Regions from separate parts of the Homo sapiens genome. Here region 1 is linked to region 2. A link is a contact called in ENCODE Hi-C or POLR2A ChIA-PET data. All regions are on one chromosome and are shown on one strand. The core of a region is the stretch at or near the end of the contact, and the rest is flanking DNA. Distances in the headings are between cores, read along the strand shown. Region 1 overlaps DIP2C (disco interacting protein 2 homolog C). Region 2 overlaps DIP2C (disco interacting protein 2 homolog C).

Evidence for each region. A loop is a pair of places that touch in the nucleus more often than their neighbours do. ChIA-PET counts read pairs that join two places held with the same protein, here RNA polymerase II (POLR2A). Pooled maps may share reads with other maps.
Region 1: a loop to region 2 is called in a pooled map, with 2.5 times the contacts of the local background. The contact joins two enhancer-like sites. A Hi-C loop is called at or near these places in 1 of 50 pooled maps. POLR2A ChIA-PET finds 5 or more read pairs at or near these places in 2 of 52 experiments (PC-9 and Panc1).

Annotation. Positions count from the first base shown.
Region 1 is chr10:617,172-621,687 of GRCh38, reverse strand. All of the region lies in intron 1 of DIP2C (disco interacting protein 2 homolog C), which reads left to right. Among named protein-coding and RNA genes, the nearest start is that of DIP2C-AS2, 9.1 kb to the left of the region's middle. RefSeq lists an enhancer at 1,320-1,819. Within about 2 kb of position 1,612, at least 3 of the 41 ENCODE cell types and tissues checked have a DNase peak (open chromatin) inside an H3K27ac peak, as active enhancers do.
Region 2 is chr10:314,823-319,602 of GRCh38, reverse strand. All of the region lies in intron 31 of DIP2C (disco interacting protein 2 homolog C), which reads left to right. Among named protein-coding and RNA genes, the nearest start is that of ZMYND11, 180 kb to the right of the region's middle. RefSeq lists an enhancer at 4,557-4,780. Within about 2 kb of position 2,207, at least 4 of the 41 ENCODE cell types and tissues checked have a DNase peak (open chromatin) inside an H3K27ac peak, as active enhancers do.

The DNA of each region.
Region 1 (4,516 bases), core at 363-2,862, 300 kb before region 2:
GAGGATGGAGGCGGAAGGGTGAGTGATGGCAGGATCACACGAGGGGTCTCCCCCGAGATAGGGAGGGGAGCCGGCCCAAGACCTCAGTGCCCATCGCATCCTTCCTCCTCCTCCTCTTCCTCTCTGTGACTGTTTGACTCAGGCTGCAGGGACAGATGTATGTGCAGAGTGTGTGTGCACCCCTGGGGGGTGTGTGCTCATATTGGCATAGACTCGTGAGCGCATACAGAGCGTGTGTGCACACCTGGGGTTGTGTGCTCATATTGGCAGACTCGTGAGCACATAGTGTGTGCACCCCGGGGGTGGTGTGTGCTCATATTGGCACAGACTCGTGAGCATGTACAGAGCATGTGTGCACACCTTGGGGGTGTGTGTGGGTGTTGGCAGGGACAGATGTGTACAGAGCGTGTGCACACCTGGGGGTGTGTGCTCATATTGGCACAGATGAGCATGTACAGAAGGTGTGTGCACACCTGGGGGTGTGTGCTTATGTTGTTTGGTAAGTGGCGAATACGTGGCCCGTTGCGTCGGGCGGCCCTGTGCCTGTGTTGAGTCCGTCAGTGGCCCCTTGGGTCGGGGTCTCCCTCTCTGAAGACTGCACTCAAGTGTCTTGAGGTTTCAGATTCTTCCTCTCCAGGTACTTGGGCCTCCTCAGGACCAAACGTCAGAACCAGCCAACTGAAAACTACAAGAACGTTCAAATGCATCTTCAGTGGGAAAAACAAAAACAACTGGAATAATCTTCCCACATGACCCCGTGGTTAAGCCGTTAGATACTCCAGCCGACAGATTTAGTTACTATAAAATTCACACCAATTAAAATGGTTTTGAGAGTTGCAGAGCTTTACCACTAAACGTTGAAATAATTGAAGCGTTCTGCTCCACTTGCTTACAAAGCAGGGTTGGGGATAACTTTCAGTCCAAAGTAGCAACCTTCTAAATCCAGCTTAGATGCGAGGCTCCCACTGACACAGGAGGAGACAGTGGCCCTTGTTTATTCTCCCGTGTTCAGATACTTTGTCATTTTTTTGTATCCTGATCATCACTTCTGCTTTTCCAATTCAAACTAAAGGTAGTTTAGTTCTGTTTTGGAGAAGCTGTGGTTAGTGGTTTCTTTTCATGGTTTGCTTAATTTCTTGTCTGGTGCTTAAATTTACCCAAATGGACTTTTCTTTAGTACGACGGTGCCATAGCCCAGGGCTTCTCCCTCCGTATCTGCCCCTCAGGAGGCCCCCTAGGAATGGGTGCTGGAGATCCAGCCCCTCTCCGTGTGCCGTTTTCTTTGAGTCCAATGTAGGTTTGGCTCAGAGAAGAAAACAGGCCTGTGGTTTAGGTGCCTCTGACTGCTTGCTTGTGAAACGTTTAATGATAAGGCGCCTTCCAAACTAATTTTACACATTGATAGTTGTAGCTTGAAGTATCACTGCAGTTGTAAGAACAAGAAACACTCCCATAAAATAGATAGGCAGAAAAAAGCCATAAAAATTGAATAAAGCACAAATAAAATGGCCTTGTAAGACTATACAAGGGGAAATGCTCTCCGTCCAGCCAGATCGGCTGTGGCGTCCTCCGTAAATACATTCAGCCACATGTGACCCTGATCGCAATCACTACTGTGAATTGTGATCCAGAATGTTCTTGGGGGCCGACACCTGGGCTGTGCCAGCAGCTGCATCTGATTGGGTGTCTTGCCGGTGATGTGCTTAGTGCAGCCAGCTGGGCTGAAGGGGTGGCCACCCCGTGCACTTGCCACGTGCAGCTGTTATTCTAGTGATGGAGCCGTGAGTGGTGTAGCTTGTCCACCTGGTCTACTTAAAGTACAGGGAACCCATCCACGGGCGGGTGCCTCCCAACACGGGAGCTGCCATTTTTATCCAGGACTCTCTGGCGCTGCAGAGCCCAGCCTGCCGGTCCCTGGGCCCATGGGGAGGCACCAGAGGGCTCTGCTGGGCCATGGAGGTCCCCGACCAGGTGGTCACTCATTGCTTGTGGAGTGGTCCATGGCCCATGAGTTTATTCCTGGGGTCTGTGTGGGTGAGGGTAACCAGGTTCACAGCTGGGCACTTACCCCTTGCACAGGTGACACTAGTTAAAGTGGAATCTATATTAGCTCGCACGGGAGTGCGTGAGGAGCTGGGTGGGAGGGCGGGCGGGCGGGCTTGGTCCTGGCCCTGGCATAAAGCCTGTGCTCCCGATATTCTGCGTCTTCCTGTTGAGGAGCCGCCAGGGCTGCCGTGGGCTCTGAAGATGGTGGGTGCCATAAGGACCAGGGGATGCGGAAGCCTCTAGAGGCTGAGGGAGGCAAGGAGACGGTCGCTTCCCCGGAGCCAGCCCTGCTGACATCTCGACGTTAGCTGGTGGGACCTGTTTTGGATTCCAGTTTCCAGAAATGTGAGAAAATAAGTTCGTGTTGTTTGGGGCACTAAGTTTGGGGTGATTTAATAGAGAAGTAGTAAAACTAGCCCACGAAGGTGCACGTATTGAAATGTGACTTGTCCAGGTGTTCACAGTGGCGTTAGGGGGACGGCATCAGTGTTCTGGGAACTGCAGTTTTACTGAAGGAAGGGGGCTCACCGTGCCTTTCCTCACATAACTGAAGGTATGTCCGCCTGCCACACAGCTCAGGAGACAGCGACTAGAATTCTGATTTTATTTCTTATGGGAAGCAGGCCACAGTCAGAACACAGTGAGGGCTGAAATGAGCTTCCTGCAGCCTCAGCTGGAAAGAAGAATTGGAAGTATTTTTGATGTTTTTCTACACAGACCTGTCCTTTCAGGTTTTGTTAAGTTCTGGAAAAAGGGAGAAGCCAGGCATACCTTGGCGAGGGACAGTGTTTCTGGCGATCGTGCGGCTTCAGCCTGAACGTGGCCGTGTGGCTGAGCAGTGCGGGAGGGCTCTGGTCTGCACGTGTCTGTGTGGACCGAGGTCACGGGGTATTGTCCCAAGCACTTATCCTGATCTGGCAGAGGCTCTGTTCCCAAATAATTATTCCACGGTTTCAGAGGCTGTAGCTGAGTGATAGTCTTTTAACTTTGTTGCATAAAAGCAAACAAAGTCTGTCATGAGAGTCTAAAAATCATTATTTAGTAGTCATGACTAAATTCATACATGGAGCTTTGGGATGGAGTGAAAGCCACCGTCACCTGGCGTGGACGCTGTGTGGTATTTTTAGCATGGTGGGCGCCTGCTCGTGCCTTGAGCTCTGTCTGCAGTGCGAGCGACAGCTGTGCATTTGAGAAATGTGGGCAGGTCAGCTTGCTCCTCCAGGGGCCTGCGGGCGTCCGGCTCAGGGGCCTGGGACGAGGCCATGTCAGTGGGAAGGAGCTTGGTTGTGTTTCAGCAGATATGTCTGCCTCTCCAGGCCTGCAAGCCAGCCAGAACCCAGTTTTCCTTTGGTCATCTAATGCCAGAAAAAAACCTGTTTCTTAGAGATTCTTGTAATTTATATTAATGAACCATTTGACCATACATAAGAAAATATTATCAGAAAAATGCATGAGGCTTTACAACTTGGCAGATGTGTAACTCACATGATTGAATCAAACTGTTGAAGATACTTGTTTCACTTGAGGGTTTTTAGCATTTTATGTGCAGACCAAATGCCAATAGCATTCTGAAAGAGTATTTTGGAATTTTAAACACACAATCACAGAGTGGGACAGTACTGGGTCCTGGGATGCTGGTGAGGTGGACGTGACCTCAAGCTCTTGGAGCTCACAAGCAAGCAGGATTCCTAAATTGTCACACCTGCAGTGCAGGGAAGTCAAAGTGGATTTCTGTAAACGAGGTATTAGTGCAATAAGGAACAGATGAGTGCCCTTGGAGGGCAGTTTTTGAGCCTCCCAGACACCTGGGGCTGGGGGGGCGGTTACCCACCAGAGCCTGGATGGTGGAGCTGGGTTTGCTGGTTGCCCTGTGTGGCAGGTCATTACGTGCAACAAGGAGCAGGTGAGCGCCCTTGAGGGTGGTTTCTCAGCCTCCTTCGGAACCGCAAGTGGAAGACGCCCCAAGCAGGGGTGGGGGTGGGGGGGTGGTATCCACAGGAGCCTGGACAGTGGGGCTGGGTTTGCTGGTGGCCGCTACGTGGCAGGTCACTGCGTGGAGCAATGGGAGGTGGGTGGAGTGGGAATAGAGGACACACCCTCCACAGCTACTGTTGGGAGTTGGCCCTGGTGGCAGAGGGTGCATAGAAGGATTCCCATCAAGGGCAACACGGCTAGGGTCCCACGTGTGCTGGATGCCGTGATATGGCCATGTGTGGTCTCAGTCTCCACAGCCACCCTGGGAAGTGGGTTCAGTTACCATTCCCATCTCACATTTGAGAAATCTCAGGGGCTCACATCACAGCTGAGTGGGGTGGAACTAGTGTCTCAGCCAGGACGTTGGCCCTAGAGCCCAGCTCTTACCCCGCTGCTATTTGCAGTCCCCCAAGTTTGTAGAGAGGCATGTGCGGTAGTGGGGGGCGGAGGTCGTGTATTTCAGGGGGCGGCTGAGATACCAACACAGTAGGGGCGG
Region 2 (4,780 bases), core at 958-3,457:
AATATATTTCTCACAGCCACAATTACTCTTCAAAAATGTAAGCTGGAAGGTCTTTTGTTGCATTAGATTTAGAGATATTGTTCACTGTAACAGAAAAATTGCATCCTCCTTCTAGTAGAAGCAGGGAAGAAAAACATGAGGTCTTCTGTTTTCCAAAAGAGACCGCGGTTGTTTATTTATTAGGAAAAAAACATAAACAGAAACTTGGATTTCTATTATATAGAAAAATAACTGATTTATCTGAGAGGGCAGCTTTATTATAAGTAGCTTTGTGTGGGATTAAATCAACAGTAACTATTGCAGTGACCCTTAAATCTTGAAACTCACACAATGAAAGAGAAATACAGCCCCCCTAGTAATAGAAGGAGTCATGGATTGTTGAAAGAAGTGAGCCAGGCGCGGTGGCTCACGCCTGTAATCCCAGCACTTCAGGAGGCTGAGGCGGGTGGATTATTTGAGGTCAGGGGTTCGAGACCAGCTTGCCCAACATAGTAAGACCCTGTCTGTACTAAAAATTCAAAAATTAGCCCGGTTCATTGGCACGCATCTGTAATCCCAGCTACTCGGGAGGCTGAGGCAGGGGAATTGCCTGAACTTGGGAGGTGGAGGTTGCAGTGAGCCGAGATCGTGCCACTGTACTCTAGTCTGGGTGACGGAGCAAACAGAGCCAGACTCTGTATAAAAAAAAAAAAGAAAAATGTGGAAGGCTCAGGAGATGATGTAAATCTTAATTCTCAAAATAAATAGTTGTAATAATAAGACTTTCATTAACTTGAGCTCTCAGTTTCCTTGTCCCCCTACACTGCTTTTAGGTGAAGGAAATAAATAAGGTGCTGTTGGGGATTTTGAAAGCCTCAGGGAATGAGCCACCGTCAGCAGGAACTTTATGCCCTTTCCTGCTGACACACGGCATCCCAGCCACGCTGGGGATCATGGAAACCATATTCCAGGTATCCTGCACGTCAGCCAGCTTTCTGACCTGTAAGCAATGGAAACCTCCTTTGGCAGTTTGAGGCACCAGTGAGTGGCTCTCAGAACCACCAAGGGAGTAGGACCAGCGTTGGGAACCTGCCTATGGGAACCGCTTGTGCAGCAGCTTGTTCTTGTGAGGACACCACACCTTGAAGTCTGCACTGCTGACCTTGTTCCTGGACACGAGACTTCCCCACCAGCATGGCATTCCCCAAACCTGGATCGTGTCTGGACACCTTCACTGCCGACAGCAAGAGCCCGATTGGTTTGTGCTGTAAATGGATGTGACTGGTTGATCGTCTCCCCACACCCTAGCTTCCAGGAAGGCTGGGAAGGGACTTCTGGTATTTTTACTTCCTACAGAGCCACAAGGGCTCTGTATTCAAACAGGACTCAAAAAGTGGAGGAGTTCTCCCGATACAGGAGGACGGTTGAGATGTATGGTGACCAAAGTGTGGCAGCGGTGGCTGCTCCCACCCCTCCCTTTCGCCATCCAGCATCACTGTGTTCTCGTCCTGCCCTTACGCATCTCCATAGCCCCAGGAAGCCACCGTGATGCAGCTGCTGCTTTTACGTCTACTCAGGCACTTGCCCTTCATGCAAAGGGGAGACAAGCCGAAGCCTCTGGAATTACCATGACCGTCATCAAACCCACGACTTCCTAGGCGATGCCTCCTCTTTCTCTGGTTCCATCACTGATATTCTGTGATCTACAGATGGAATTGTAAAATTTACAATTGAGGGATGAAGAGAGAGAAAAGAAGAGGAACATTCGAATTCTACCAGTGTTTTTGGATGTCTCACGTGCCCTAGGCACTGATGGACACTGCACTGAACAGATAATCATGTTGGATCTGCAAGGTGCTAAGTGAGTCTTTCCATCTGTCTCCAGGAATGTTGGAGTCACCGCTGGAAGAGTCTTAGGGACCCAGGAGATCATGATGAGGGTCTGAGGGGTGTAACTGCACAGCTTCAAGTGTTCGCCTGGCTTTCAGCAAGGGATTCTCTATCGCAGTCACAGAACATGCCTGGCTTTTAGTCTATGTCTTGAACCAAAAAGCAAGAATCTGAGTTCATCATTCACTCAGTAAGTTCAACAAAAACAGCCGTGCCGTGTCACGTCTGGGTGCTTTCATCTGCTCTGTGGCTTGGCAGCCCCTAAACTAAAGCCTTCCCACGCCCTCTCTCTAAAGTGTCAGAGCATGGCGTCCAGGCTGCCAGCCTCATGGTGCTTTCCGCACAGCTACTCAGCTCTGCTGTGCCACTCAAAGCAGAAACAGGCAATATGTAAATGAGCAGGCATTGCCGTGCTTCAGTCAAACTTTACGAAAGCCAGTGTTTGGCTGGTCCTGATGACCAGCTTGCTGGTAGACGGCCTGAGCTGAGTTCACACTGTCTGTGGCCCCCACCCCACCAGTAATCCATTCCAGAACCCCCATTTCCTGACAGTTTGTCACCTGCATCAATGCCTGATGACAACATACAGATCCATCCATTTGATGCCAACCATAGAAACAAGCTCAATGTGATTTTTGCAAATTTATTTTTTAAATATTTTGGAATTCCATTTTTTATTGAGATGTAGAAGTCACAAGAGACTCTTGTTCCAACCATAACCGTCGGAACAATCTGGTTAATACACAGACTCATCGTTTCTAAGATCCATCAGAGAGCTGAAGACTCAAATGTAGATGAATTACATTTCTTCCTAGGAGAAAAGAGACCTGTATGTGGTTTTTCCCATGGCAGAGGAGCCAGGAGAAAGAATTTACCATAAAAAATGATAAAGCAAAAAGTTTCTGAACTTTTTAAAAAACATAAATGGCAGTATGTTATTTGCAAGGTAGATGAGAATCCCAGGGGAGTCCTAAAAGTGGATGCATTTTCTCTGAGGCACTCTGAACCTTTAGTGTGCAAAAGGCAGGGGCTCCTGAGGGCTGGGAGGTGAGCAGGAAAGCCGCTGGCTCCCGCTCGAGGGTGGCCTGGATCACCCAGCAGAGCCCTGGCTACCCTCCAGGGCAGCCCAAATCACCGTGGGAACTCCACTCACACTTCAACAATGGAGGTGGGATGAGGGCATAGCACATCCCTCTGCAGCGCCCTTGCCCTTCACCATGTGTAACGTATTTGCCTTCCAAAGGCTGGGAGTGTGGCAGTGGAATAGAGGAAGCTGGGGGTGAGACTGAAGAGAGAATCACCCAGTTACCTAAAGTGGGTGGAAGGTCTCCTACTGTTTGGAAAGCAGATCTCTCGCCGTGAAGCATAGAAGACATCCAGTGTCAGTGTTCAGGCCCAGCATCCGGATCCTGCCCATAGGCTTGTAAATTCTTTTCTGGGGGTAAATGTTATTTAATCTTTACTGTTCTTTTAAATACAATCTTCGTTTTTCATAAAACATTGTGTTATATAATCAAAATTTAAAAGACCTGCAAAGAAGCAAGAGAAATGGACTCATGTTCATGAGAGGAGATGGCCCTAGAAAGAGTCAGTAGAAGAGACATGCTGCAATTATCAGAGACTTCGAAATAGCTGTGATAGGTGAGGCCAGAAATTCGTTGAAAAGGTGTACAACATCTATGAAGAGGTGGGGGGTATTGCAGAAAGATAAAAACTATGAGAAAAAACAAAATGGAAATGCTGGAAATGAAAACTAGTATTAGAAATAAAATTCCCATGGTTTAATAGGAGACTAGATACAGCAGAGGAAAGACTCATTGAATGAACTTGAAGTCTGACCAATAGAAATGACCTAAGCATAAAACAAGGAGAAAAGGCATGAAAATACAGTGGAACAGAGTGTCTGAGGCCCGTGGGTCTAACATACCTGTAGTGATCGGAGCCCCAGAAGGAGCGGTGAGAGAAAATGGGGCAAGAGAACAATTTGAAGACCTATGGCCAGGAGTGAAGGGAAGAATCAACACAAAGATTCAAGAAGCTCAGTCAACTCCAGGCAGAGTAAATGAGAAGAATCACACCCAGATGCTTTGTTGTCCAAACACCGAAAGTCAGTGGCAGAGTCAATCTTAAAGTCCCTGCAGAAATAAAACTAAGTAGGGGGAAGTAATAAAAACAACACTGAGTTCTCATCAGAAGTGCTGGAAGCCAGAATACAGTGGAGTGGTGCATGCAGGCTGCTGAAAGAGCTGTTTCTTCTGCAGGAGATCCTTCAGAATGGAAGAGAAAAGCAGATACTTAGCCAACCTAGAGAATCGTTCAGCAAATACGTGTCACAAGAAATAGTAAGAATGTCTCAAGGATGAAAATAAATGATAGCAAAATGAAGCCCAAATTTTTAAGAAGAAATGAAGAATACTGAAAAGAGTAAATACAAGAAAACGTTTTAGAATCTGTCAATATGTAGACATGTAAATATTTTTAGTTTGTTTTAAAAGTATTAACTGTTTAAAAATATGAACAGCTGAGGTGTTCGTAGCATGTGTAGGAATAACAGATGAGACAACAGGAAGTTGGGCCCCGGAAATGCACTGCTGCAAGAATCTTCATTTTCATAGCACATAACACTGTGTGAAGATAGAATGCAATAAATCATTCAAAAAATACACAGAGGGTAAAGTGAAATACCACAAATATTCTATTCATGAGAAAAGGAGGCAGGAAGGGAGGAACAAAGAAAGGGACAAGTAAAGAACCAACAGCAATCGCACCAATAAGGACGTGAAAAGTAAATGAACTGTGGATGATGTGATTGCTGAGGTCAGAATGTCTGTGTCCCCCTCCAAAACTTCTGTGTTGAACTATAATCCCTAATGCAGTAGTATAAGACATGAGGCCTTTAGAAGGTGATTAG